2 separate regions of the Homo sapiens genome follow, and region 2 is linked to region 1. The links are chromatin loops, found by intact Hi-C in ENCODE. Cell type or tissue: HepG2. All regions are shown on one strand. Links, peaks and the distances in the headings refer to the core of each region. The heading gives the core; the rest is flanking DNA. Region 1 holds the start of MIR4421 (microRNA 4421). Region 2 holds the start of LOC124904727 (U6 spliceosomal RNA).

What was found. Peaks named below come from ENCODE experiments on the same cell type or tissue, not always from the same donor. Only the 100,000 strongest peaks of a DNase experiment are listed, where the experiment ranks them.
Region 2: it touches region 1 in a loop (8-fold over the local background); 6 of 110 quality-filtered maps call a loop at or near these places.

The regions. Positions count from the first base shown.
Region 1 is chr1:51,049,292-51,066,909 of GRCh38, forward strand. MIR4421 (microRNA 4421) reads left to right here and starts at 10,546; the gene lies at 10,546-10,614. MIR6500 (microRNA 6500) reads left to right here and starts at 10,727; the gene lies at 10,727-10,812. In HepG2, for the core only: a CTCF peak has its summit at 9,653; a DNase peak (open chromatin) is centred at 9,670; H3K4me3 peaks cover 277 bases.
Region 2 is chr1:50,746,627-50,754,626 of GRCh38, forward strand. The region is part of intron 4 of FAF1 (Fas associated factor 1); the gene reads right to left. LOC124904727 (U6 spliceosomal RNA) reads left to right here and starts at 3,670; the gene lies at 3,670-3,772. In HepG2, for the core only: a CTCF peak has its summit at 3,551 (motif pointing right); no DNase peak of the experiment used is centred there.

The DNA of each region.
Region 1 (17,618 bases), core at 5,025-13,024:
TAACTAGAATCTTTGGTCCTTGCAAACTTCCCTAACTCTTTTCAGGCATACTTTTAAAAAGTAATCTAAAATTCAATGACAGAAGTGTTTTCTGGTCTACAATATTATTCAAAAAAAGGTTTTGAAACTCATTTTCTCCCTTAAAAAGTCTTGAGCAACAGACAGCTCACAGAAAGAACATACAAGTACCTCAAACACATTAAAAAATAATTTTCCTCCTAATAAGAAAAATAAATTAGAATTACATTGTGATATCATTTTCCCCACTAAATTGGCAAAGGAAAAAAAGTTGAATATACTACCATGTTGGTGAGGAGGTGGAGAAATAGTAATTCCGCTACATTGTTGATATTAGCATGTAGTAGACTTCCATGAGAGCAATTTGGCAAAATCTATCAAAATTACAAATGTACAGGCATACTTTGAAGATATTGCAGATTCAGTTATAGACCACCATAGTAAAGTTAATATTGCAATAAAATGAGTCACATGACTTTTTTATTTCCCAGTGCATATAAAAGTTATATTTACACTATTCTATAGTATATTAGTGTGGAACAGCATTATGTCTAAAAAATGTACATACCTTAATTTTAAAATACTTTATTGCTAAAAAAATGGTAATATTCATTTGATCCTTTAGTGAGTCATAATCTTATTGCTGATGGAAGTTCTTGCCTCAAGGTTGAAGCTGCTGACTGATCAGCGTGGTGGTTGTTGAAGGTTGGGGTGGCTGTGGCAATTTCCCTTCCTTCCTTCCTTTCTTCCTTCCTTCCTTCCTTTCTTTCTTTCTTTTTTCTTCCTTTTTTTTTTTTTTTGAGACAAGGTCTTACTCCGTCACCCAGGCTGATGTGCAGTGGCACAATCATGGCTCACTGCAGCCTTGAATTCCTGAGGTCAAGCAATCCTCCCACCTCAGCCTCTGGAGTAGCTGTAACTATAGGCACATGCCACAATGCCTAGCTAATTTTTAACACTGTTTTGCAGAGAGGGGGTCTCACTATGTTGCCCAGATTGGTCTTGAACTCCTGAGCTCAAGTGATCCTCCTGCCTTAGCCTCCCAAAATGCTAGGATTACAGGCACTAGCCACTGCGCCTGGCCCACAATTTCTTAAAAATAAGACAACAGTGAAGTTTGCCACATCAGTTGACTCTTTCATGAAAGATTTTTCTCTAGCATGTGATGCTGTTTGATAGCATTTTGCCCACAGGATAACTTCTTCCAAAATTGGACTCAATCCTCTTAAGCTCTACTGCTGCCTTATCAACTAAGGTTATGTCATATTCTAAATCCTTTGTTGTCATTTCAACAATGTTCACATCTTCATCTGGAATAGATTCCATCATAAGAAACCACTGTTTGCTCATCCATAAGAAGCAACTCCTCTTCCATTCAAGTTTTATCATGAGATTGCAGCAATTCAGTCATATCTTCAGGCTTCATTTCTAATTCCAGTTCTCTTGCTATTTCCACCAATCTTCAGTGACTCCTTTCCCAGAAGTCCTGAACCACTCAAAGTCATTCATGAGGGCTGAAATCAACTTCTTTCAAACTCCTGCTAATGCTGATATTTTGACCTCCCATGAATCATGAATTTTCTTAATGGCATCTAGAATGGTGACTCTTTTCCAGAAGGTTTTCAATGTACTTTGCCCAGATCTGTAAGAGGAATCATAATCTATGGCAGCTATAGCCTTACAAAATATATTTCTTAAAGAATAAGACTTGATACTCAAAATTACTCCTTGACCCACGGACTGCAGAATGGATGATGTGTTACCAGGCATAAAAACAACATTCATCTCCTTGTACATCTCCATCAGAACTCTTGGATGATTGGGTGCATTGTCAATAACCAGCAATAGTTTGAAAGGAATCATTTTCCTCAGGAGTAGGTCTCAAGAGTGGACTTAAAATATTTAGTAAACCATGCTGTAAAGAGATGGGCTCTCATCCAGGCTTTGTTGTTCATTTAGAAAGCATAGGCAGAATTGATTTGGCATAATTTTGAAGAGCCCTAGGATTTTCAGAATTCTCAATGAGCATTGGCTTCAACTGAAAGTCACATTCTACATTAGCCCCTAAGGAGAGAGTCAGGCTGCCCTTTGAAACTTTGAAGCCAGGCATTGACTTCTCTTTAGCTATCAAAGTCCTAGATGGCATCTTCTTCCAATAGAAGGCTATTTTGTGTACATTGAAAAATCTGTTCTTTAGAGTAGCCACCTTTATCAATTATCTTAGCTAGATCTTCTGGATAAAGGTTGCCGTAACTTCTACATCAGCACTTGCTGTTTCATCTTTAACTTTTATGCTATGGAGTTGGCTTCTTCCCTTAAACCTCATGAATTAACTTCTGCTAGCTTCAGACTTTTCTTCTCCAGCTTCCTCACCTCTCTCAGCCTTCACAGAATTGAAGAGAGTTAAGGCCTGGCTCTGAATTAGGCTTTGGCTTAATACAATATTGTGGCTGGTTTGATCTTCTATCTAGGCCACTAAACTTTCTCTCTGTCAACAATAAGTCTGTTTTGCTTTCTTATTATTCATATGTTCACTGGAGTAGCACTTTTAATATCCTTCAAGGATTTTTCCTTTGCATTCACAACTTTGCTGTTTGGTGCAAGAGTCCTAGCTTTCAGCATATCTCAGCCTTTGACATGCCTTCCTCATTAAGCTTAATTGCTTTTAGCTTTTGATTTAAGATGATAAATGTGCAACTCTTCCTTTCACTTGAACAATTAGAGGCCATTTTAGCATCATTAGTTGGCCTAATTTCAATATTCTTGTGTCTTGGGGAATAGACCCAAGCAGGGGGAGAGAGATGGGGGGAATGTCGGTTGGTGGGGTAGCAAAAACACACCCAATACTTATCAATTAAGTTCACTATCTCATATGGGTGCAGTTTGTGGTGCCCCAAAACAATTACAATAATAACATGAAAGATCACTGACCACAGATCGCCATAATAGATATAATAATAACAAAAAATTTTAAATATCAAAAGAATAACCAAAATGTGACAAAGACCCAAAAGTGAGCACATGCTCTTGGAAAAGTGACACCGATAGACTTGGTCAGTGCAGGGTTGCCACAAACCTTCAATTAATAAAAAATGCAGGATCTGTGAAGCACAAAAAAGCAAACTACAGTAAAATTAAGTATGCTCGTATCAGTTTTCCCCACATCACTTATGTAAGGGGCTATCCTTTCCCCATTGTGTGTTCTTGGCACCTCTGTCAAAGATCAGTTGACTGGGTTCTCTATTTTGTTCCATTCGTCTATATGTCTGTTTTTATGTCAGCAACATGCTGCTTTGATTAATGTCACTTTGTAATATATTTTGAAGTCAGGAAGTGTGATGCCTCTAGCTTCATTTTTCTTGCTCAAGATTGACTTGGCTATGTGGGGTCTATTGTGGTTCCATATAAATTTTAGCATAATTTTTTCTATTTCTATAAAGAATGCCAGTGGGATTTTGATAGAGATTGTACTGAATCTGTAGATCACTTTGAATAATGTGGCTTTTTTTTTTCTTTTTTTTTTGAGACAGAATTTCGCTCTTGTTGCCCAGGCTGGAGTGCAATGGCGTGATCTCAGCTCACCGCAACCTCCAGCTGCAGGGTTCAAGGGATTCTCCTGCCTCAGCCTCTCGAGTAGCTGGGATTACAGGCATGCACCACCATGCCTGGCTAATTTTGTATTTTTAGTAGACACGGGGTTTCTCCAAGTTGGTCAGGCTAGTCTCGAACTCCCCATCTCAGGTGATCCACCCACCTCAGCCTCCCAAAGTGCTGGGATTACAGGCATGAGCCTCTGTGCCTGGCCTAATGTTGACATTTTAAAAATATTGAATTTTCCAATCCATGAACATAGGATGTATTTCCATTCATCTGTGTCTTCTTCAGTTTCCTTCATCAATGTTTCATAATTTTCAGCATGCAAGTGTTTCTGTTTTGGTTAAGTTTGTAGCTATTGTAAATGGGATTGTTTTTTAAATTTCCTTTTCAGGTAGTTTTGCTGTTTGTGTGTTTTAGTATGTTGGTTATCCTGTAACTTTACTAAATTGGTTAGTTAGTTCCAACAGATTTTTTTCCTTTAGGGTTCTGTACATATTTGATTGTGTCATCTGCAAACAGAGATAATTTTACTTATTCTTTTACAATTTGGATGTTATTTTGGTCTAATTATTCTGGCAAGAACTTCCAGTAATATGTTGAACAGAAGTGTCAAGCATGAACATCCTTGCCTTGTATTGGATCTTGGGGGAAGCTTTCGACCTGTCCCCCAAGGTTTGATTGTGGTGTTAGGTTTGGGCTTTTCATATATGATCTTTGTTGTTTTGAGGTAAGTTCCTGCTATATTTATTTTGTTGTAGCTTTAATCATGAATGGATGGCAAATTTTGTCAAATGTTTTTTTCTGCATCTATTGAGAAGATCATGTGGTTTTTTCTTTCATTTTGTTAATGTGCTGTATCTCATTGGTTGATTTGCATATAGTGAACCATCCTTAACTCCCAAGGATAAACTCAAGTTGGTCATAGTATATGATCCCTTTAATGAGCAACTGAATTCAGTTTGCTAGCATTTCATTGAGGACTTTTGCATGTATATTCATTGGGACTATTGCTCTTTAGTTTTCTTTCTTTCTTTTTCTTTTGTATAGTGTTTTTGTCTGGTTTTGGTGTCAGGATGATGCTGGCCTCATAGAATGAATTTGGAAGTATTCCTTATCTTTTTGGGAAGAGTTTAAGGAGAAAGGGTATTAATTATTTTACAAATGTTTCATACAATTCACCCAGGAGGCCATCTGATTCTGGGCTTTTCTTTGCTGGAAGGCTTTGATTATTGATTCAATGTTCTTACTTGTTATTGGTTTCTTCAGGCTTTCTATATTTTCTTAATTCAGGGTATATGGTTCTAATCTTCTAAGTTATAGTTTATTGGCATATAATTAAATTGTTCATAATAGTCCCTTATGATTCTTTTTTTTTTTTTTTTTTTGAGACAGTCCCACTCCATCACCAAGGTTGGAATGCAGTGGCATGATCTCAGCTCACTGCAGCCTCCACCTCCTGGGTTCAAGCAATTCTCATGCCTCAGCCTCCCAAGTAGCTGGGATTACAGGCATGTGCCATCACACTCGGCTAATTTGTGTATTTTTAGTAGAGATGGGGTTTCACCATGTTGGCCAGGCTGGTCTCGAACTCCTGACCTCAAGTGATCCACCCTCCCTGGCCTCCCAAAGTGCTGGGATTATAGGCGTAAGCCACTATGCTCAGCCGATTCTTTTTATTTCTGAGGCACTCTTTGCAATGCGTCCTCTCTTATTTCTGGTTTATTTGAGTTTTTTTTCTTTTTTCTCAGTCTAGCAAAGACTGAGATTTTTTGTTGATTTTTTGTTTTCAAAAAACCAACTCTTAGTCTTATGGAATCTTTTCTCTTGCTTATAAAATTCTCTATTTGAGGCCAGGCCTAGTGGCTCATGCCTGTAATCCCAGCAGGAATCAATTCCTGAGGTCAGGAGTTCGAGACCAGCCTGACCAACATGGTGAAACCCCGTCTCTTACTAAGAATACAAAAATTAGCCGGGCATGCTGGTGGGCACCTGTAATCCCAACTACTCAGGAGGCTCAGGCACGAGAATCACTTGAACCCGGGATCATGCCACTGCACTCCAGCCTGTGTGACACAGTGAGACTCTGTCTCAAAAAAATAAACAAATAAATAAATATATTCTCTATTTCTTCTTTGATCTTTATTAATTCCTTTATTCCACTAATTTGGGGCTTAGTTTGCTCTTTTTCTAGTTCTTTGAGGTGTAATATCTTATTTGAGATCTTTCTCCTTCCTCCCTTCCTCCCTCCCTCTCTCCCCTCCCTCCCTCCCTCCCTTCTTTCTTTCTCTTCCTTCCTTCCTTCCTTTCTTTCTTTCTTTCTTTTCTTTCTTTCTTTCTTTTTCTTTCTATTTCTTTCTTTTTGAGACTGAGTCATGCTCTGTCACCCAGGCTGGAGTGCAGTGGCATGATCTTGGCTCACTGCAACCTCTACCTCCCAGGTTCAAGTGATCTCCTGCCTCAGCCTCCCACGTAGCTGGGATTACAGGCACGCACCACCATGCTTGGCTAATTTTTTGTATTTTTAGTAGAGATGAGATTTTGCCATGTTGGCCAGGCTGGTCTCAAACTCCTGACCTCAAGTGATCCTCCCACCTCGGCCTCCCAAAGTGCTGGGATTACAGGCATGAGCCACTGTGCCCGGCCTTCTTTCTTCTTTTAATGTAGGCATTTATCACTATATACTTCCCTTTTAGTACTGCTTTTGCTGCACCCTATAAATTTTGGTATGTTCTACTGTTTTTCTCTTTTTTTTCCCTTTCTTTCTCTCTTTCTTTTCTTTCTTTCTTTTTTTTTTTTTTTTTTTTTTTCTTTGCCCAGGCTAGCCTCAAACTCTTGGTCTCAAGCAATTTTCCCATCTTGGCCTCCCAAAGCAGTGGGATTATAGATGTGAGCCATCATTTCTAGCCTCAAGATACTCTTAAAATTACCCGTTGATTTCCTCTTTGACCCAAGAGTTGTTCAAGAGTTTGTTGTTGAGTTTCTATGTGTTTGTGATTTTTCCTATTTTCTTAAGATTATTGATTTCTACTTTCATCCCTTGTGGTCCAGAAAGATACTTGGAATAATTCCAATCTTCTTAAATTAGGTCACTTGTTTTGTAATCTAACATATGATCTATCCTGGAGAATGTTCCATGTATGCTTGAGAAAAGTGGATAATCTTCTGTTGTTGGGTGCAAATTTCTTTATATATCTGTTAGGATCATTTGTTTTATAGTGTTTTCTGTTTCTTTTTTGATATTCTGTACATTATTATAAGTGGAGTATTGAAATCCTCTACTATTATCATGTTACTGTCAAATTCTGCCTTCAGATCTGTCAACATTTGCTTTATATATTTAGATGCTCTTTGTTCAGTATATACATATTTATAATTGTTACATAATCATGTTGAAATGATCTTTTTATAATTATATCAAGACTTTGTCTCTGCAGGCAGCTTTAAACTAAAATCTGTTTTGTCTAACATAAGTATAGTTACCCTGCGTATCCTTGGTTACCATTTGCGTGAGAAATCTTTTCTCATCTCTTCACTTTTAGTCTATATGTGTCTTTAACTCTAAAATCAGTCTCTTATAAACAACATACCATTGGATCCTGTTCTTTCAAATTACACAGCCACTCTATGCCTTTTAATTGGTGAGTTTAATCCATTTACATTTAAAGTAATTAGTGATAGCTGAGGACTACTATTGCCATTCTGTTAACTGGTTTGTGTCTTTTGCAGTTATATTGCCCCTCTCTTCCTCTCTTATTATATTCGTTTGTTATTTGATGTTTTATAGTGATTGCTTTGATTCTCATCTCTTTATGTTTTCTGTATCTGTTACAGATTTTATTCTTTGTGGTTAACTTGAGGCTTATGAAAAATATCTTGTATTTCTAACCATCTATTTTTAAGTTTATAACTATTTCAATCACATCCAAAACCTTTATACTTTTGGCCAGGCATGGTGGCTCACACCTGTAATCCCAGTGCTTTGGGAGGCTGAGACAGGAGGATTGCTTGAAGTGAGGTGTTTGAGACCAGCCTGTGCAATGTAGTAAGACCTTGTCTCTAAAAAAAACCAAAACCAAAAACCGTTTTACATTTTTACTCCCCACCCCTACACTTTGTGTTCTTGTAGTCAGTTTGTTGCCTTTTATATTGTGTATCCTTTGACAAATTTTTATCTTTTAATTTTTATATTAGGGTTAAAAGTAAGTTAGGCCCCACCATTATAGTTTTATATTAACTATATTTGTCCATATATTTTCCTTTACTCATAATATTTATGCTTTTATATGTTTTCATTATACTATTTAGTGTGTTTTCATTTCAATTTGAAGAAATAACTCTTTTAAACATTTCTTTTACGGCTGGGCTAGTAGTGACAGACTCCCTTTGTTTTTGTTTGTCTAAGGAAGAATTCATCTCCCCTTCATTTTTAAAGGATAATCTTGCCAGATGTAGATTCACGGTAAGTAGTTTTTTTTTTCCAGTTCTTTCAATATATCATCCCATTCTCTTCGGCATGCAAGGTTTCTGATGAGAAAGCCACTGATAGTCTTATGGTGATTCCCTATATGTGATGCATTACTTTTCTCTTGCAGCTTTAAAATTCTTTCAGTGTCCTTTATTTTAGACAATTTGATTAAAATGTACCTTGGTATAGTCTTGAATTGATCCTCTTTGAAAACCTGTAAGCTTCATGAATCTGGATATCCATTTCCCTCTCAAAATTTGAGAAGTTTTCAGCCATTACTTCTTTATTTTATTTTATTATCATTATTATTATTATAATTTTTTGAGAAGTAGTCTTGCTCTGTCACCCAGGCTGGAGTACAGTGGCACAATCTCAGTTCATTGCAACGTCTGCCTCCCAAGTTCAAGTCATTCTCCTGCCTCAGCCTCCCGAGTAGCTGGAATTACAGGCACCTGCCACCACACCTGGCTAATTTTTGTAGTTTAAGTAGAGACAAGGTTTCACCATGTTGGCCAAGCTGGTCTTTAACTCCTGACCTCAGGTGATCCACCTGCCTCGACCTCCCAAAGTGCTGGGATTACAGGCATGAGCCACTGCACCTAACCCATTATTTCTTTAAAAAAGCTTTTTACCTCTTTCTCTTGCTTTTCTTCTTCTAGTACTCTCATTATGCACATATTGGTTTGCTTGATGGTGTCCCATAAGTCCTATAAATTTTCTTCACTCTTTTTCATTCTTTTTTCTCCTCTGACTGGATAATTTCAAATAACCTGTCTTCAAGGGCACAAATTCTTTCTTCTGCTCAATAAAGTCTATTTTTGAAGTTCTCTATTGTGTTTTTAATATCAGTCATTAGGTTTTTTGGTTCCAGAATTTCTTTCTTTTTCTTTTTTTTTTTTTTTTCTTTTTTTGAGTTGGAGTCTCATTCTGTCACCCAGGCTGGAGTGCAGTGGCATGACCTCAGCTCACTGCAACCTCTGCCTCCCAGGTTCAAGTGATTCTCCTGTCTCAGTCTCCTGAGTAGCTGGGATTACAGGTGCACACCACCATGCCCAGCTAATTTTTTGTATTTTAGTAGATATGGGGTTTCACTGTGTTGCCCAGGCTGGTCTCAAACTCCTGAGCTCAGGCAATCCGCCTACCTTGGCCTCCCAAAGTGCTAGGATTACAGGTGTGAGCCACCACTCCCAGCCTGGTTCTTTTTTATAAGTTCTACCTTCCTGTTGAACTTCTTGTATTGTTCATGTATTCTTTCTCTGTTTTCAGATGAAATCAGACATGTTCGAGGTGGTATGGCCGTAGACTCTTTTTCTGTTTTCACTGAGTTGTCCAACTGTGTTCTCCTATTGCATGCTGAACTTCTTTAAAAACAATTATTTCTAATTGTTTGGAAGGCAATTTATAGATATCCATTTCTTTGGGGTTGGTTATTGGAAAATTATTGTGTTCCTTTGGTGGTGTCCTGTTTCTTTGATTTCGTGTGTGCGTATTTCTTGTAGCCTTGGGCTGTTTCTTTGCATATTTCATGGAGGAGTAACTTCTAGAGCATATGAACTGGCTTCATGGAGGAAGACTGTCACCTACAGGTTGGTGCAAGTGATGGCAGCAGTGGCCTGTCTGGAGTAGCCACTGTGAAGATGCCGGCTTCAGCAGGGGAAGCACAACTGGGGCTGCACACTCTGCTGAGCCCACGGGTGCCGGGAACAGGTGGGAGCCCCACCCCCTAACAAGTCAGTGGAGCAGGAGCCACATGCTCCCAGGCACAGCTGCAGCTTCTCAGCTGTAGCCACAGACCCAGGCATCCCTGAGGTCTCAGGGGCCCCGGAAGCCCTTTGTTCCCGTAGGCTTGAAAGTGCCTGCTCCCACTGCCTGGCCTCTCCCTGCTCCTGGCCCCCACTCTGGGGCAGAGCAAAGTTGTGGCAGAGCCCAGGCACTGTTGTGACCCAGCTGGGTACCCAAGCACTCAGGGCAGTGCTGACATGCCAGCCCCCTGCTGTCTCAGGCCATCCAGACTTTGGGAACTGAAGAGCACAAGAGGGAGACCAAGGGGTTGCTCAGGGTGGCTCAGTGTGGGCCTGTAGGCAAACCTCAGCATGAACAGCCTGGGCGGCATGGACAACATGTTGATGGTGACAGGAGGCAGACAGGCTCCTGGGCAGAAAGGGGCAGGTTCCCAGTGAAACGCAACCTTCAAGCCATGGATGGCATGAAGCCTGGGGGCTGGGCTGTCAGCTCCAGGTGGAGTCTGCGGCCTGGAGTGAGAACTTATGGTGCTTTTTCCAGGCCCGCCCATGGCCACCCATGGGCCAATCAGAACACACTTCTTCCTTTCTGAGCCCATAAAAACTATGTTACCTAGCTAGACTCATACAGATGTCAGGACTACCAGCTGCAGGAAGGAGCTACCCACTTCAGGTCTCCTCTACTTGTCAGTATGACCTGCCTGTGGAAAAGAGCTACTCACTCTGGGTCTCCTTTCTGCTGAGAGTTGAACACTTGTTGGGACAACCTGTCTGTGGAAAGGAGCTACCTACTCTGGGTTTCCTCTCCCCTGAGAGCTGGACACTCATCTGGACAACCTGCCTGCAGCTAGGAGCTACCTTCTCTGGGTCTCTTCTCTGCTGAGGGCTGCACTCGTCAGGACTACCTGCCTGCAGAAAGGAGCTATCCACTCCAGGTGTCCTTTCTTCTGAGAGCTGGACACTTGTTGGGATGACCTGCCTGCAGGTAGGAGCTGCCCACTCTGGTCTCCTCTCTGCTGAGGGATGCACTCGTCAGGACTAACTGCCTATGGAAAGGAGCTACCCACTCCAGGTCTCCTCTCCCCAGAGAGCTGGACACTTGTCAGGATGACCTGCCTGTGAAATGGAGCTACCCAATCTGGGGCTCCTCTCTACTGAGGGCTGAACTAGTTGGGATGACCTGCCTGTGGAAAGGAGCTACCAACTCCAGGTCTCCCAAGAGCTGTTCTGTCACTCTTTTGCTCAAGAAAGTTCCTTTCTGCCTTGCTCACCCTCCAGTTTTCTGCATACCTCATTCTTCCTGGACACAGGACAAAAATTCAGGACCTGTTGAATGGTGGGACTGAAAGTGCTATAACACAAACAGAGCTAAAACACCTGCCTCCACCCCACTCGTCACACTGCAGGCAATGAGAAGGAGAGAAGAGCTGCAGCCCTTCAGGGAGCTCAGATGCACAGGCTCCCCCAGCCAGGGCTGTGACACCCTCTTTGGGGCTCTGTGGTTTCTAGTGTCTTGGAGCTTCCAAGTGCCACCATGTTCCCCTTGTCCAGATGTGAGTGCCCAGAGCAGAAGCCACTTATAGTGCATCTGATCCAGCCACAGGCTTGAACAGAGCCAGCACCTGTGGTGGCACCTGGAACTGCCCACCCCACCACAGCAGCCAATGCTTGGCTGTGTGCAGCAGCCAGACCCCATGCTTGCTTACTTGTGCACCCCTCTCCTCTCCATGCCTGGATCATTCTTTGAAGGTGTGGGAGCCAGGCCAGTAGCATGAGCTGAGTGCAGCCTGCCAGGCCGAGTGGGTGGAACAAGCCCAGCAGGCTTGAGCAAAACTCTGGCAAAGGCACCACTGGCCACAGAGGTTTCCAACTGGAAAAGTGACACCTGGAGGATGCCATGACACAAGGATTCTGACTGATGGGTATGCAGCCCTTGGTACAACACTGAATATAAATGGTAAGAGTGAACGTCCTTGTCTTATTCCTGATCTTAGGTGGTACTATGGTTTGAATATGATTTGTTTGGCCCTGCCAAGTCTCATGTTGAAATCTGATCCCCAGTGTTAAAGATGGGGCCTGGTAGGAGTGTTTGGGTTGTGGGGGTGGATCCTTCATGAATAGCTCTGTACCATTCTCACGAGAGTGAGTTCTTACTTTTAGTTCCCACAAGAACTGGTTGTTGAAAAAAGCCTGGTACCTCCTCTAGTCTCTCTCTTGCTTCCTCTCTCACCATATGATATGCATATACCAGCTCCTCTTCACTTTCTGCCATAAGTGGAATCAGCCTGGAGCCTTCACTAGAAGCAGATGCCAATGCCATGATTCTTGTGCAGCCTGCAGAACCGTGAGACAAATGAACCTCTTTTCTTCATGAATTACCCAGCCTCAGGTATGCCTTTATATTAATAGTAACACAGACTAAGATGGGATAATTTTTTCAAGCCTTTCACCACAAAGTGACATTAGCAGTGTGTTTTCATAGATGCCCTTTATCAGGCTGAGGAAGTTTCCTTCTATTCCAGGTTTCTTGTTTGTTTTTTTAATCATTAAAGTGTGTTGAATTTTCTCAAGTGCTTTTTCATATCTATGACATGACTGTTTGGCTTTTGTCCATTATTCTATTAATATGATATATGATAATGTATGCTGAGCCTGTATTCATGGAATAAATTCCACTTTGTCATGGTCCATAAATATTTTTATATGGAGCTGGAATCATTCTGATAGTCTATATTCATAACAATAGTTTATATTCATAAAGTTACTGGAAAGAATTTGGCTGTTAATCTTATCAAGAATACCTCAGAGATGATGAGCTGCTTCTGTCTTTCTGCTTTCAATATACTCTCTGTGCCCTTGGTTTTCCAGTTGGTTATGTTGTGTATAGGTGTGCATCTCTTTGCATTTATACTACAGTATAACCTTGAACAACATGAGGGGTTGGGGTGCCGACCCCACTAGTCAAACATCCACATATACATACCTGTGAGAAGAGGGTAGAAAAAAAATCCACATACAACTTTTGACTTCCCAAAAACTTAACTACCAATAGTCTACTATTGGCCAGAATGTTACTGACAACATAAACAGCTGATTAACACTTTTTTTAATGTTATAAGTATCATATACTGTATTTTTACCATTAAGCCAGCCAGAGAAAAGAAAATAATAAGGAAAATATATTTACTATTCATTAAGTGGGTAATCAGAAAGGAATTCATCCCCTCTGTTTTCACATTGAGTAGGCTAAAGAGGAGAAGGAAAAAGAGGGGTTGGTCTTGCCATCTCAGGGATGGCAGAGGTGAGTAAAAGTTCCATATAAGTGGACCTGAACAGCTCAAACCCATGTTGTTCAAGGGTCAACTATACTTGGAGTCTGTTGAGTTTCTTTGATGTATAGATTAATGTTTTTCATCAAACGCTGGCAGTTTTTGGCCATTATTTTGTCAAGCATATTTTTTGCTCCTTTTTCTCTCTTCCGAGACTACCATTATGCATAGATTGGCATGCTTGATGGTATCCTATAGATCTGCAAGGTTCTCTTCATCTTTGTTAATCTTTTTTTCTTTCTCTTTCTCAGACCAGATTTTCTCAATTGGTTTATCTTCAGGTTCACTGATTCTTTTTCAAATATGCTCTTGAAACCCTCTAGTGAATTTTTTTGTTTCAGTACTTTTTGACTCTAGAATTTCTATTTGGTTGTTTTATTTAAAAAGAAATTATTTAAATGTCTATCTCTTTATTGATATTCTCTCTTAAGTTTTATATCATTTTCATACTTTCCTTTGGTTCTTTATACATAGTTTCCTTTAGTTCTTCAAACATTTAATATCGCTGATTTAACAACTTGGCCTTGTAAGTTTAGCATCAAGGCTTTCTGAGGGACAGTTTCTATTAACTGCTTTTTTTTTCCCAATATATGGGCCCTACTTTGAGTCTCATAATTTCCTGTTGAAAATAGTCATTTTACATAATATAATGTAACAACTATGGAAATCAGACTCTCTCCCATCCCAGGGTTTATTAATATTGCTGGTTGTTTATTTGTTTTGTTTGTTGTTGTTGCTGTTTCTTAGTAACTTTCCTGGACTAATTCTATAAAGTCTCTATCCTTTTTCAAGTGTGGTCACTGAAGTATCTGCTCAGTTTGCTTAGTCATCAGCTAAGAATTGCAGAAATTTCCTCAAATGTCTAGAACAAATAAGTCTCCATAAGTCTCCCAGGCTTTGCTAAGAGTTCCTGTGGGCACATTGTGGCAAACCTTTAACACTCAGGCAGGTAGTTCACATCTCTGCTTTAGCTGTAAATTCCTCCTTGTGCAGACTCAAGGTCAGTCAGAGGTAAGAGCTTAGGGCCTTCTCAAGTCTTTTCTGACCATGCCCATAGCTCAGGCATGTCCACAGTCCTATGTATGTGAGTAGCCTTCAGAATTTCCAGGTAAATGTCAAAGCTTTTCAAAGCCTCCATATGGACATCTCATTCCCCAGATTTCAAGTTCTTCAGTCACATTCTTGTTTGTCCCAAATGTTATTACCACCATAAGCAGCCTAATATTCATACATACATACATACATGTGTGTATATATATGTGTGTGTGTGTGTGTGTGCATGTAAGCCTTGAACAACATGGGTTTGAGCTGTGCAGATCCACTTATACACAGATCTTCTTCCACCTCTGCCATCCCTGCAACAAGACCAACCCCACCTCTTTAGCATACCCAATGTGAGTAGGATAGAGACCTTTCTAACGATACACTTCCACCTAATGAATAGTGAATACTTTTTATCTTCCTTATTATTTTCTTAATAACATTTTCTTTTCTCTAGCTTGCTTAATTACTATACAGTATATAATACATGTAACACAAAATATGTGTTAATTGACTATGTCATCGATAAGGGTTCAGGTCAAAAGCTATTAGTGGTTTTTAGAGTGTCAAATCAGGTCAAAAGCTACTACTGGTTAAGTTTTTAGAGTGTCAAAACTTATATGTGGCCAGGCACAGTGGCTCATGCCTATTATCCCAGCACTTTGGGAGGCTGGGGTGGGCAGATTGCTTGAGTCCAGAAGTTCAAGACCAGCCTGGGCAACATGGCTGGACCCTATCTGTACAAAAAATACAAAAATTAGCCAGGTGTGGTGGTATACGTCTGTGATCCCAGCTACTCGGGAGGCTGACGTAGGAGGATCACTTGAGCCTGGGAGGTCAAGGCTGCAGTGAGCCGTGATCATGCACTGCACTCCAGTTTCCTCAGCGACAGAGCAAGACCCCGTCTCTTAAAAAAAAAAGTTATATGTGGATTTCAACTGCATGGGGTCAGTGTCCCTAATCCCCATAGTGTTCAAGGGTCAACTGTATATAGTTAGATACATGGACACAGAGACACACACACACACACACATACACACACACACATAGAACAAAAACTGAGAGACTTTCCAAGGAGGAAAAGGCAATCCTACCAAGCATGGTGGGAAATTTTGTTTATTGTTTTTTACTGTAAAATAAAACACAGATAAAGAGTAACATATAAATGTGTAGCTTAATGAATTATTAGAAAATGACACCCTTAAAACTATGTCAGAGGAGCATGCAATTCATTGTGTTTCTCTGAATCCTCTATTTCTTGCAAGTTGACAGCTAAACCCAGAGGTTTGAGCAGACTCAGGGTCATTCACTTTGGCCAAACAATATAGTGCTGTGGTCTTTCATTAAGAGGCACATCATGTCTGGTTGTGATGTGAACAATTATTGCTGTTGAATACTTATAGCCATTAATTTACTGGGACTTTCAAAGTGGTGGTATCCTAATTCTAACATTTCTTTTTCTTTCTTTTTTTCTTTTTTTTGAGACAGAGTCTCACTCTGTCACCCAGGCTGAGATGCAGTGGTGTGATCTTGGTTCATTGCAACCTCTGCCTCCCAGGTTCAAGCAGTTCTCCTGCCTCAGCCTCCCGAGTAGCTGAGACTACAGGCCTGTGCCACCACATCCAGCTAATGTTTTTGTATTTTTAGTAGAGACAGGGTTTCACCAGGTTGGTCAGGCTGATCTCGAACTCCTGATCTCAACTGATCCACTCACCTTGGCCTCCCAAAGTGCTGAGATTACAGGCGTGAGCCACTGCACCCAGCCTTCTAATGCTAACACTTCTATTTCGTTAGTTGAAATACTTCAATAAAGTGATGCTTCTCTTCACCTATTATTTGGTTATCCAATGGTATAGTTCATGTAGTAAAGGCAGGATAATTTTTGTGTGTGTGTGATGGAGTCTCGCTCTGTCGCCCAGGCTGGAGTGTAGTGGCATAGTCTCAGCTCACTGCAACCTCCACCTCCCAGGTTCAAGTGATTCTCCTGCCTCAGCCTCCTGAGTTGCTAGGATTATAGGTGCGTGCCATCACACCCAGCTAATTTTTGTATTTTTAATAGTGACGTGGTTTCACCATGTTGGCCAGGCTGGTCTTGAACTCCTGACCTCAGGTGATCCAGCTGCCTTGGCCTCCCAAAGTGCTGGGACTACATTCATGAGCCACTGTGCCCAGCTTGGGAAAGGCAGGATAAATTTTTGATCTTTCCCTTTATTGGTTTTCAAGGTAACACATTTGTTTCCTATTATTTTCTAATTGTGAGCAATTTTTCTATCATTATGAACTCATGGATTTGATGAGTTTCACTCTATTGTGATTATGATCCTTATTGAGGCTAAATTTATCTCATATCTGGAGTGGGAACCACTTCAAGTTTGGGTCTGTGTCCTTTTGATTTAATCCTAGTGTATTAATCTGTTTTCATGCTGCTGATAAAGACATACCTGAGACTGGTCAATTTACAAAATAAAGAGGTTTAATTGGACTTACAGTTCCACATGGCTGGGGAAGCCTCACAATCGTGGTGGAAAGCAAGGAGGATCAAGTCCTGTCTTATGTGGATGGCAGCAGGCAAACAGAGCTTGTGGAGGGAAATTCCCACTTTTAAAACTATCAGGTCTAGTGAGACTCATTCATCATCAAAAGAACAGCGCAGGAAAGACCCACCCCCATAATTCAATCATACCCCACTGGGTCCCTCCCACACGCATGGGAATTATGGGAGCTACAAAATGAAATTTGGGTGGGGACACAGAGCCAAACCATATCCTTCTGCCCCTGGCCCCTCCCAAATCTCATATCTTCACATTTCAAAACCAATCATGCCTTTCCAACAGTCCCCCAAAGTCTCAACTCATTTCAGCATTAATTCAAAAGTCCACAGTCCAAAGTCTCATGTGAGACAAGGCAAGTTTCTTCTGCCTATGAGCCTGCAAAATCAAAAGCAAGGTAGTTACTTCCTAGATACAATGGGAGTAGAGGCATTGGGTAAATACAGCCATTCCAAATGGGAGAAATTGGACAAAACAAAGGGGCTACAGGGCCCATGCAAGTCTGAAATCCAGCGGGGCAGTCAAATCTTAAGGCTCTAAAATGATCTCCTTTGACTCCAAGTCTCACATCCAGGTCAAGCTGATGCAAGAGGTGGGTTCCCATGGTTTTGGGCAGCTCCGCCCCTGTGGCTTTGCAGGGTACAGCCTCACCCAGCCCAGCTTTCATGGGCTGGCATTGAGTGTCTGCAGCTTTTCCAGGCACATGGTGCAAGCAATCAGTGGATCTACCATTCTGGGGTCTAGAGGATGGTGGCCCTCTTCTCACAGCTCCACTAGGCAGTACCCCAGTAGGGACTTTGTGTGGGGGCTCTGACCCCACAGCTTCCTATCACACTGCCCTAGCAGAAGATCTCCATGAGAGCCCCACCCCTGCAGC
Region 2 (8,000 bases), core at 1-8,000, 310 kb before region 1:
CAGAGTGTAAAAGTTTGAAAAATTTGTAGCCCAGTTATGTGGTAGAAAAGAAAAGCCAATTTTCAGGGGAGAAATTCAAGCGGGCTGCAGAAGTTTACATAAGTAAAGAAAAGCCAAGTGCTGATAGCTAAAACAATGAAGAAAAGGCCTCACAGGCATTTCACAGACCTTCACAGCAGCCCCTGCCATCACTGGCCCAGAGGCCTACGAGGTGGGTGAGACCCAGGGCCTCACCACCCTGCACAGACGCAGGAAACTGCTCCCTGCATCCTGGCTGCTCTGTATCCAGCCATGGCTCAAAGGAACCTGGGTACTGTTTGGGCCGCTGCTTCCATGTGGTGTTAAGCCTGCAGGTGCACAGAATGCAAGAGTTGAGGCATGGGGGCCCCCGCATAGATTTCAGATGCTATATGGAAAAGCCTGGATGTCCAGGCAGAAGCCCTCATGGAGAATCTCTACTAGGACAGTGCAGAGAAGAAATGTGAGGTTGGACCCCCACACACACAGTCTCCATTGGGGCACTGCCTGGTGGAGCTGTGAGAAGAAGGCCACCATCATCCAGACCCTGGAATGATAGATCCACTAAATACCCTGCACCTGGACAAGCTGGAGGCACTCAACACCTGCCCTTGAGAGCAGCCATGGAAGCTGAACACTTCCAAGCCACAGGGGTGTAGCTGCCCAAGGCTTTGGGAGCCCACCCCTTGCATCATTGTACCCTGGATATGAGACATGGAGTCAAAGGAGATTATTTGGAACATTAAGATTTAATGACTATCCTGCTGGGTTTTGAACTTGCACAAGGCCTATAGCATCATTCTTTTGGCCATTTTCTCCCTTTTGGAATGGGAGTATTTACTCAATGCCTATACCCCCATTTTATCTTAGGAGTAAGTAACCTGCTTTTGCTTTTACAGGCTCACAGGTAAAAGGGACCAGCCTTGTCTCAGATGAGACTTTGGACTTCTGAGTTAGTGCCAGAATGAAGTAAGACTTTGGAGGACTGCTGAGAAGGGATGATTGTATTTTGCAATGTGAGAAGGACATGAGATTTGGGAGGGGCCACGGGTGAAATAATATGGTTTGGATTTGCATCCCCAATCATGTTAAATTATAATCCTGAGTGTTGGCAGTGGGGTCTGGTAGGAGGTGACTGAATCATGTGTGACAGATTTCCCCCTCTGGTGCTGTTCTTGTGATACAGTTCTCGTGAGATCTGGGTGTTTAAAAGTGTGTGCCACCTCCCCTCTCTCTCTTCCTCCTGCGCTGGCAATGTGACGATGTCTGCTCCTGCTTTGCCTTCCACCACGAGTAAAGGCTCCCTGAAGCCTCCCCAGAAGTAGATGTTGCCATGCTTCCTGTATAGCCTGCAGAACTGCGAACCAATTAAACCTTTTTTCTTTATAAATTACCCAGTCTCAGGTATTTTTTTATAGCACTGCCAGAACAGACTAATACAAATGTGTTGTATCAGATAGAGAAAGCTTTGTGAGAGAAATGAGACTTAAATTAAACTTGAAGTATAGTTGGTCTGCAAAGGACAGACAAACCAAAATAAGGAAGGATACTCTATACAGTAAAGAAAAATGCCAGGCGTGGTGGCTCATGCCTGTAATCCCAGCACTTTGGGAGGCCAAGGCAGGCAGATCAACTGAGGTCAGGAGTTCGAGACCAGCCTGCCCAACATGGTGAAACCCTGTCTCTACTAAAAATACAAAAAATTAGCCAGGCGTGGTGGCACATGCCTGTAATCCCAGCTACTCAGGAGGCTGAGGCAGGAGAATCACTTGAACCTGGGAGGCGGAGGCTGCAGTGAGCCAAGATTGCACCACTGCACCTAGATGACAAGAGTGAAACTCTGTCTCAAAAAAAAAAAAAAAGAAAAGAAAAAAAGAAAAATGACTGAAAGGTAAAAAAGCAAAAATAGACATGATGCTAATGAGAAACAGTGAGAAATCACAATTTTCCCTGTGCCCCACAATTATTTTTCAGGAATCAAATCTACTTATAAATTAATCAGCTGATTTCTGGCACTACACTATTTTAAAGATCAGTGAATCAGAATGTACTTATCTTTCATATATCTGCTTATGTTAGGTTGCTGCTAGTCTACAGTTTCAGATTAAAATATAATTCAATTCCATTTACAGTTAAGTACATGAATACCAAAAAGACTGATTATATTACATATTAAAAGAAGAAAAATAATTCCATGCTGATGAAGAAAAAGAAGAGTGGGGGGAGAACTTAAGATACACAAGTTCTATGGGAACACAACTACCTAAGTAAGCAATGCTACAATGCAATTATTCATGGTCTCAATGATACTTTTTAACTTTCCTTAAAAAGATCCCTATCTGAGCACTTTGGATAGTGATTAACTATCATAAAAATAATTCTGGTTCAACACTATAGTTGTGGAAGCAAAAACTTTAATCAATCTTGGCCTTCAAAAATGTCACTGCTGACAAAGAATCATTCTGTTTATGGAAAGAGTAGAAAAATAAGTCACAGTTTTTATACCAAACACATATAAACATTGCCTTTTTGCTTGTGGCTGAGGTTGATATTTCTAGAGCTGTACCTGTCTGGAACTGAGCTTATGCATTTGCAAGTCTGTCCAGTGCTCAGAAACCAATCTCCAAGACCTGACACCACCTTCTTACACTCTTGAAAACACTCTGAGCCCTCATGACTTAAAAGAAGTTTCTTAAAGGAAAAACAAGAAGGGACTTTAACTTAAAGTCCCAGTTACTCTTGCAGAAAGCCTGGGTAACACATGAGACAAATAGCCTTTTGTTCCACAGAAAGAGAGGAATAGAAAAAAAGCTGGAATCATGACAGCAACCTGAGTTCCTCATATTTTAAAAATTACTCTCTATTGCAAGGTGGCTCATGCCTATAATCCCAGCACTTTGGGAAGCCAAGGTAGAAGGACAGCTTGAGCTCAGAAGTTTGAGACCAACATGAGCAACACAGCAAGACACCACCACTGCAAAAAATTTTTAATAATTAGCTAGGCATGGTGGTACATGCATGTAGTCCCAGCTATTCAGGAGACTGAGGCAGGAGTACTGCTTGAGACCAGGAGATGGAGGCTGCAGTGAGCCATGATCGTTGCCACTGCACTCTATCCTGGATGACAGAGTGAGAACCTGTCTCAGAGAAAAAAAAAAAAACACGATTCTCAGCCTCAATCTCTTCTTCTGCAAAGTGGAAATGACAACCGTAGAACAAACACTTCGTTGGGTTGCTGTATTAAGTGACATAATTCACGAAAAATGTTTTGCAGAGTGCCTAATACATACTAAGGAACTCAAAAAATGTTATTTTGAGTTGTATTATTATTATTACAATTAATGAGATAACATACACATAAGTGCCTAGCATAGTACCTGGGCAGTATAGGTTCTCAAAACACAGGAGTTACTGTTTTTAGGAAATCCAAAATAATTCAGGGGAACAAAGTACTGGAATGTAGCAAGTTTCAGAGCCAGAATTCATATTTGTGTCTACCTAACTCCAAAGATCTTACCACAAGATGGCACTGCCACTGCAGTATCCCACCCCAGGCCACGTTCCTTGAAAAATTGTGAAGACATGCAGATGTCATCAAGAACAAATCACTGAATCCAATAGCATACTTTTGTATTTAAAAAATTAACTTAAGTGCTTGCTTTGGCAGCATATATACTAAATTTGGAACAATACAGAGAAGATTAGCATGATAAATAAGAATTTAAAACATTAACTTAATTGGATTATGATTTATATGTAATAAAACTCACTCATGAGTTTAGCCAAATATATACAGTGTTATAACCACCATACAATCAAGATAAGAACATTTCCCATAGCACAAAAACTTTCCTCATACATTCTTAGATCAAAAGCCTGCCCCTACTCACACTGATCCTCCTTCTCACCCTAAAGATTACTTTTGTCTGGGTTCCTTTGTTTGGAGTAATGTTTTCGAGATTTATCCTTTTTCTTTTCTTTTTTTTTTTTTTTTCATTTGAAACAGTATCTCTCTGTTGCCCAGGCTGGAGTGCAGTGGCGCAATCTCGGCCCACTGTAACCTCCACCTCCTGGGTTCAAGTGATTTTCCTGCCTCTGCCTCCCGAGTAGCTGGACTACAGGCACATCCCACCACACTCAGCTAATTTTTGTATTTTTAGTAGAGACGGGGGTTAACCATGCAGGCCAGGCTGGTCTCAAACTCCTGACCACAAGTGATCTGCCTGCCTTGGCCTCTCAAAATGCTGGGATTATAGGCATGAGCCACCGCACCTGGCCAGATTTATCCATGTTTATATGCGTACAAACAAATAGCTCCAAGTTTAGCTCTTTTTTTTTTTAACATGAAATGGGTGTTGAATATTGTCAAATGCTTTTTCTTATTTACTATACTAATATGGGGATGTACAGTGATGGATTATAAGCTGTTAAACAAGCTGTACATCCCCATATTAGTATAGTAAATGAGAAAAAGCATTTGACAATATTCAACACCCATTTCATGTTAAAAAAAAAAAAGAGCTAAACTTAGAGCAAAGTAGGAATATAAGGCAGCTTTGTAAACTTGATAGAGGGCATTGCTGAAGAACCTACAATAGTTGATAATGAAATACTAAATACTAAGTATTTCCCTCCTACGATCAAGAGCAGTGCTAGGGCCATTCAGCACTATTCAGCATTTCTATTTGTTTGATTGTTTGTTTGTTTTGAGATGGAGTCTCACTTTGTGGCCCATGCTGGAGTGCAGCAGCATGATCTCGGCTTACTGTAACCTCTGCCTCCTCCGCCTCCCAGGTTCAAGCAATTCTCCTGCCTCAGCCTCCCATGTAGCTGGGACTACAGGCACGTGCCACCACGCCTGACAAATTTTTGTATTTTTAGTAGAAACAGGGTTTCACCACGTTGGCCAGACTGGTCTTGAACTCCTGACCTCATGATCCACCCACCTCAGCCTCCCAAAGTGCTGGGATTACAGGCGTGAGCCACTGCACCCAGCCTACTATGTTTTTGTAAACAAGCCACATGGCCTACTTGGCTATGATGTATACTATAAACGTATTTATACATTTTATTATATTTTACTGAATTCAGTTTGCAACTATTTTGTAAAGGATTTCTCCCTCCATAGTTATAAGAAATATTTTCCTGTAAAAATCTCTATCTAATTTTGGTATTAGGGTAATGCTAGCTTCATAAAATAAATGAGGCAATGTTTCATCTCTCTCTTTTTTGCGAAGGACTGGTAATAGTTCTTCCTTAAATATTAGACAGAATTCACCAGAAAAGCCATCTAGCGTTTCAGGTTTTCTTTGTGGGAAGGTTTTGTTTTTGTTTTTGTTTTTTGAGACACAGTCTCACTCTATTGCCCAGGCTGGAGTGCAGTGGCACTATCTTGGCTCACTGCAACCTCCGCCTCCCAGGTTCAAGCGATTCTCCTGCCTCAGCCTCTTGAGTAGTTGGGACTACAGGCGCGTGCCACCACACCCAGCTAACTTTTGCATTTTTAGTAGAGACGGGGGTCTCGTCCTGTTGGCCAGGCTGGTCTCGAACTCCTGACCTCAGGGGAGCTGCCCACCTTGGCCTCCCCAAAGTGCTAGGATTACAGGTGTGAGCCACCATGCCAGGCCCTTTTTGTGGGAAGGTTTTGATTGACAATTCAATTTATATATTTGATGTACAGCTATTCAAATTTTTTACTTCTGTGAATGTGGTAACTTGTACCTTTAAAATAATTTTTCTAACCTTTTAGAGTTTCATGTAAATTTACCAGCATAAGTTTGTTCTTAATATCACCTTATAGTCCATGTAATGTACGTAGGCGCTTCTTTCATTCCCAATATGAATAACTTGTGTTTTCTCTTCTGTTCTTGTTTTTCACACTAGCAAAATAATTATCAGTTTTATTAATCTTTTTAAAAAACAGCTTTAGGTTTTGTTCATTTTCTCTACTACTTATCCATTTTCCACTTACTGTTTTCTGCTCTTATACATATTATTATGCTTCTGTACTTACTTTGGGTTTGATTTGCTCATTTTTTTGGTTTTGTTTTGTTTTTTTGAGACAGTCTCATTTTGTCACCCAGGCTGGAGTGCAGTGGGGTGATCTCAACTCACTGCAGCCTCCGCCTCCCGGGTTCAAGTGATTCTCCCGCCTCAGCCTCCAGTGTAGCTGGGACTACAGGTACACACCGCCACACCTGGCTAATTTTTGTATTTTTCAGTAGAGATGGGGTTTCACCATGTTGGCCAGGCTGGTCTCGAACTCCTGACCTGAAGTGTTCCACCTGCCTCAGCCTCCCAAAGTGCTGGGATTACAGGTGTGAGCCACTGCACCCAACCATCATCCTCTTCAAAAGGTCTTAACGGCTTCATTAAGATGTGTTTAACGTAAAATAAACTGCACATATTTGAAATCTAAATTTAATAAGTTTAAACAATTGAATCCAACAATGAAATCACCACCTTAATCAATGTTATGAATTTATCCATCACCCTCAATGGTTTCCATGTGCCCCTTGGTAATTCCACCATACCATCCCCAACCTCTTCCCTAGAGAACCACTAATTTGATTTCTATGACTGTGCCTTAGTTTGAATTTTCTAGAATTTTACATAATGGAATTGCAGAATGTATTCTGGATTCTTTCACTCAAAATGAACTGAGATTTTTCCATATCATTGCAGGTAACAATAGCCCACTCCTTTTATTAATAAGTATACCACTGTATGCATATACAACAATTTGGTTTATGTACATTTGGGGTTGTTTCCTGTTTGGAGCTATTACAAAGAAAGTTGCTATAAACAATAATGTACACGTCTTTGGTGGACATATGCCTCCATTTCTCTTGAGAACCTATGTAGAAACTACCAAAGTGTTTTACAAAGTGGCTTCCATTGCAATGTCTTCAAGTTTACCAGTATTTTCTTCAATGTCAGATCTGCTGTTAATCTCATCTGGTGGCTTTTCACTTCAGACATCACAGTCTTCAACTCTAGTTGTTCAACTGGGTCATTTCTACATTTCCAATGCCTTATTTTAAACCTTCCCTCTCTCTTTTTGAACACAGGTAATACAGTTAATAATAACTGCTCTAATGTCATTATCTGTTCTTTTTTTTTTTTTTTTTTGAGACATAGTCTCGCTTAGTAGCCCAGCCTGGAGTGTAGTGGTGCGATCTCGGCTCACTGCAACCTCTGCCTCCAGGATTCAAGCAATTCTCTTGCCTCAGTCTCCTGAGTAGCTGGGATTACAGGGGTACGCCACCATGCTCAGCTAATTTTTGTATTTTTGGCAGAGACGGGGTTTCAACACGTTGGCCAGGCTGGTCTCGATCTCCTGATCTCGTGATACGCCCACCTTGGCCTCCCAAACTGCTGGGATTACAGACGTGAACCACTGTGCCCAGCCTATCTGCTCATTCTAACATCTAGGTTAGACCTGGGTTGGTTATGATTGATCAATTTCTCTCCTCATTATGGGCCAGGTTTTTCTACATCTTTGCGTGCCTGGTAATTTTTTATTGGATGCCTGACATTGTAAATTTTATCTTGTTAAGTGCTGGATATTTTTGTAATCCTATAAATATTCCTGAGCTTAATTTTGGGATGCAGTTATGTTACTTAGACACAATTTAATCCTTTTGTGTTTTGCTTTTAAGATTTGTTAGTCAGCATTGCCCAAGCAGTATTTAATCTTGTACTAGTACTCTCCACCACTGAGGAAAGATCCTTCTGAGTAGTGTAACCAAAGCCACATGAATTATGAGGTTTTCCAATCTAGCTGGTAGGAACAGACACTATTACCAATTTTGTTCCCACTAAGCCTTTTGGGTGGTTTTTAGTTGTAATAGGAATGACAGTAAATCTGATTCCTGTTATTCCATACTGGCTGGAAATGAAATGGACTTTTCCTACTTCTTAGATGGAAGCTTTAGTCCTTGCTTTTACAACTTTCTTTATCTGTAATTAAGCATTTGAAC